Regions from separate parts of the Homo sapiens genome. Here region 2 is linked to region 1. Evidence: read pairs that join two places in POLR2A ChIA-PET (ENCODE). Cell type or tissue: HCT116. All regions are shown on one strand.

Evidence for each region. ChIA-PET counts read pairs that join two places held together with the same protein. Peaks named below come from ENCODE experiments on the same cell type or tissue, not always from the same donor. Only the 100,000 strongest peaks of a DNase experiment are listed, where the experiment ranks them.
Region 2: POLR2A ChIA-PET joins it to region 1 with 5 read pairs; 4 of 35 experiments call an interaction of 5 or more read pairs at or near these places.

Annotation. Positions count from the first base shown.
Region 1 is chr2:219,040,186-219,042,685 of GRCh38, reverse strand. It overlaps CFAP65 (cilia and flagella associated protein 65), which reads left to right and starts at 1,170. Exons shown (of 35, transcript NM_194302.4): 1 at 1,170-1,198; 2 at 2,122-2,167. In HCT116, no CTCF peak of the experiment used is centred here; a DNase peak (open chromatin) is centred at 1,145; H3K4me3 peaks cover 947 bases; H3K27me3 peaks cover 712 bases.
Region 2 is chr2:219,257,968-219,260,467 of GRCh38, reverse strand. All of the region lies in intron 1 of TUBA4B (tubulin alpha 4b), which reads right to left. Among named protein-coding and RNA genes, the nearest start is that of TUBA4A, 5.3 kb to the right of the region's middle. In HCT116, no CTCF peak of the experiment used is centred here; no DNase peak of the experiment used is centred here.

The DNA.
Region 1 (2,500 bases):
TGAGATTCCTGGGGCCAACACCAAACCCTGCCCCCAAAGTCCCTATTTCATTTTCGCCTAAGAATGAACCAGTTCCTTTCCTTGTCCTTAAGGTCCAGCTGAGTTAGGCTGACCATTTCAAAAAGAATTTGGGGAAAAACAAAAAGGAAATAATTATAGAAACTACAAACAGCATAAAAGTCGTCATGTCCAAAGTGCAGGTTTCAGATTCTGAGAATCCCATTAAATCCAGGGAAAAGCTCACTGAGTTCCACATTCTTTGATTCCCGGAAAACTCTTGATCCTGCTGGCGTAATTTACCAGGCGCCCTGCCTGCCCCTTCCCTCCAGCCCTGCCAGTCTCTGGCCATGTGATCTCCCAGGCCAGCTCAGGCCACTTTGCCATCTCAGTCCATCTTTCACCTTTCACAAGTCAACTCCAACTCTCCCAAAATGATAGCTTATTTTCTGTGTTTACCCCTAGACTCACTAAGCTCTCTCCCCCTAGTCACATCCCCCCTTCCATCTGAAAGGAAATAGGTTCACTGTCTTGAGGAGCAAAACATCCTTAGTTACCCAAGAGTGAACTTTGAGACTTTCAGCTTCACCTACTAAGGAGTCTTCACAAAATAGGACCCTTCCTCCAACACACATACCAACAAATGAACCAATGGGCTTCCGAAAGTCTACATTATGTATAATAATTCCTTTATACATTAACCTTCCGATCCCTTCAAAAGAGTTATTTTTCTTGTTGCTGACCAAGAAGAAATGCCGGGAGAAAACGCAGAGGACGCATTCCCTCTCATCAGCAAAAGGGTTCTATTTGCAAAGCAATATTCAAATAAGAAATAACTGCGGGCTGCTTTTAAGTTAACAATTGCAATCACAGAGAATGAGCTTCTGTCTCTATGCATGTCAGAGTGCCAAGCCCACAGAGTAGCTTCCTGTGAATTTGGTCGTCAATTAAAGTCATGATTGCTGGAACGTCACGACAACTAGGAGGCTCTACATTACCATGTCGCGACAGGTAGAAGCCCACAGTTACTACCAGCAGGAAAAGTCAGGGAATCAAAACTGAATATAGGAAATAAAATTGGGCGGTGCCTTCGCCTTCTACGAATCTTGACTTACTCGGGCTGCCGTCGTTGCCCTGGGATATCTGAAGACGCCGTTTCCTGCGCGTCCTGTATCTATGGAGACGGCAATATGGAGGCGATGTAAGTTCTGAGCGTTAGTCCCAAGGTCCCAGGGTCTCAGGGAGCGGCGCGAGTGGCCAGGGAAGGTATCTGTCCCGGGAGACCCTATCCTTCGGGAAATCGTGGCCAGAGGTCCCCTCCATGCCCTTCAGAGAGCCCCATGGGACTGAGTCTTGGGCGAGATCAATCAGACTAAGGATCCCGAAGAGAAAGAAGAAACAGCTCTAAGTGTATTTTGTCCCCCTTTGTTTCATCTATTTCTTTCTCCCTCGACTCTATACGACGACCTGCCACTTTTTCTAGTGGTCATCTTGGAGATTTTTAGATCAGCAATTAGGCAAATAAAGGAAGCTCATGATATATATTTTTTAAAGTCCTCGAAATTGGAAACTTCAATTTAAAACAAAACAAATCCAAAACAAAACAAAAAACCTCGCTTGCCCAGTCTCTTCACAACGACTGCAGATGTGTGAGTCTTTTGGAAGAATAGTGCAGGCTAGTGGGAAAGTTATGGTTGTTAATTACTATAACGTGTTTGTTTAGTGCTTTTTCAAATCCTCTGTTTCATTCGAGCTGCACATCGACTTTGTGAAATCGTCAGGATAACCCACATTTTACAGGCGAGGAGGCTGAGGCTCCGGGAGATGGAGAAATTTGCCTATCCCCGTAGAGTCTGAGAAGATGCTGGCACCCAGCGTCCCTTGCCCTGGGACCACTTCCCTAGCCCTATGACCTGTGTTGGACCAGCTTTCTACCCCATCATCTCTCATCTCTTCCATGCACTCTCTGGAATAGTTTCATGTGTTGAGTGGAGACTTTTTCAGAGCTCTGAGGCAGGAGCTGTCTGTACAGTCCCCTGAGGTCAGAGGCATTAATGAGTCAGGACAGGGCTGCAAGACCATCCCGTGGCAGAAAAGTAATGGACTCTCTCTGTGTCTCCTCAGCTTACATTTCTTTGATTTCATCTGAACGTCCAGTTCACAATTGGAGGTAGGAGCCTTGCCTGCCTTGTCTGGTGCCTAGCACAGTACCTGGTACATAATAGTAAGTGCTTTGTGAATGAACGAACGACTGAATCTAGATAGTCCCCTCCAGAGGGTTTAGACATGTTGCCAACTAGGAAAACCAGGGTCAACAGAATCTTCCGCTTTGGAAGGGTGTTGGTGGGTGGTGGGGGAGGGATAAGAGAGTGTCTGATGGAACTGTATAAATTCCTAAAGGGTGATCATGAAATTGTTTGCTAAATCTGAACACATTAAAATAAGGAACTAAACGACAAACTTGAAAAAGGATCATTTTAGGCCAAATAAATGGGCAAGTCAC
Region 2 (2,500 bases), 220 kb before region 1:
AATTTGAGTCGTCAGCATATATATGACATTCATTTCTTTTTATCCTATTCCTTCACTATTGTATGGGAATGTATATACTCTAGTTTTAAAATAATTCCAAAATTATTTTTTAATAATTCTCTTTAAATAATTCCAAAAATGTTACAATAACTTTTTATGATGAATATTATTAAAAATATACCTAAAAATAGAGATAATATAATAAAACCTCATATATTCATCACCAAGCTTCAACAATTGCTCCTTCAGGGAGAAAAATAAATGAAGGAAATAAGAGAACCTGAGACTGGGCTATGGGGAACATCATTTAAAATTAAGCTATCAGAGGCCACCAAGAAGGAGGGGCCAGGACAAAAGCTAGAAGCCGGTGCTGTCATCAAAACCAACAAAAAAGAATTTCAAGAAGGAAAGAAGAATCGACCATGAGAAATGCTGCTGTGAGCGGCTAAGAAAGATGAAGATGGAGATGTGTGGCCTTTGGATTTGGCAAGAGGCAGGCCACTAGAGACCTTGGCAAAAGCATCTCAGCGGAGCATGTGAGTCAAGTCTGCAGGGAGAGTATTGAGGGGTGAATTCATGGATATGTGATGAGTAGGGCTACCCCATTTGTAAAGGCAGTGCTGTGAGAAGGAGGATGGCTGGGAGATGCTCTAGTCTGGAAAAACTGAAGGATGCACATCACTAAGGCTGTGGCTCTATCTCTCCCAGATGGAGTCAGTGCAAACATTTTAAACTTTGAGTACCTTGCTGCCCTGCTCCAAGATAAAGGTGAGACCCTGGGAAGGGGTCAGAAAAGATGGAGATGATAATGGGAAAGGAGAAGAGGGAGAGAGACCCAGAGGGAGAGTACACATATAGGTAGATGGACTGAAAAGTTAATTCAACGGGAGAGTGAATTAGAAAAGTAATTCAACATCTGGTAGCATTTTCTAGATTCTGTACATGTCTGTGAATGTCTAAAAGTTTTTGATCTGGTAAAATGGACCATTACCTGCATACTCACCCAGAGTTTATGGCCCTAATTCTGGAGATCTGTATACATCCTGAGGACATACACACACACACAAACACACACACACACAATCAGAAGCAGAATCTGTATTTCACTAACATGCCTTGGGCATTTCTTTTTTTTTTTTTTTTTTTTTTAGACAGAGTCTTGCTGTTATTGCCCAGGCTGGAGTGCAGTGGCGCATTCTCGGCTCACTACAACCTCTGCCGCCAAGGTTCAAGCGATTCTCCTGCCTCAGCTCCTGAGTAGCTGGGATTTCAGGTGCCTGCCACCATGCCCGGATAATTTATTTATTTATTTATTTATTTATTTATTTATTTATTTATTTATTATTTTTAGTAGAGACGAGGTTTCACCATGTTGGTCAGGCTGGTCTCAAACTCCTGACCTCACAATCCGCCTGCCTCGGCCTCCCAGAGTGCTAGGATTTACAGGAGGGAGCCACTGCTCCCGGCCATCTTGGGCATTTCTTCCTGCACCCATGTCTTCTCCATTTTGTCAGCTAGAAAGCGTGCTCAAGGATTATAAACTCTTAGCTACAGTGGCCAGGGTATCATAAATGTGTAACGTGGGCTGATCGTATGAAGTTAAATGACAACAGACACTTGTGTTCTGTGTCAGGGAGACACAGAGAGTGATGAGGACTGTGGCGAACTGGAGGGAGCTTGTTGCCCATCTTAAGATGGTAGCTTCCACATACCTCTATTGTTGTCGTATTATTTTCCTACTGTTACTGTAACAAATTGTAATAAAAATCATAGCTTAAAACAACACACATTTGTTATCTGCCAGGGCTGGAGTTCAGAAGTCCAAAATGAGCCAGGTGGGCTGGGCATGGTGAATCATGCCTGTAATCCCAGCACTCAGGGAGGCTGAGGCAGGCAGATCACTTGAGCTCACGAGTTCAAGACCAGCCTGGGCAACATGGTGAAACCCCATCTCTACTAATAATACAAAAAAAAAAAAAACTAGCCAGGCGTGGTGGTGCACACCTGTAGTCCCAACTACTCAGGAGACTGTGGTGGAAGGATGGCTAGAGGCCGGGAGGTGGAGGTTGCAGCGAGCCAAGATTGCGTCACTGCACTCCAGCCTGGGTGATAGAGCCAGACCTTGTGTCAAACAAAAACAAAAACAAACACAAAACAAAACAAAACAAACAAAATGAGGCCAGGTATGGTGGCACATGCCTGTAATCCTAGCACTTTGAGAGGCCAAGGCAGGTGGATTACCTGAGGTCAGGAGTTCGAGACCAGCCTGTCCAACATGGTGAAATCCTATCTCTACTAAAACTACAAAAATTAGCCAGGCATGCTGTGCACCTGTAATCCCAGCTACTCGGGACTTTGAGGCAGCAGAATCGCTTGAACCTGGTAGGTGGAGGTTGCATTGCACTGTGAGCTGAGATCACACTACTGCACTCCAGCCTGGGTGACACAGAGAGACTGTCTCAAAAAAAAAAAAAAAAAAAAAAACACCCAAAATGGGCCA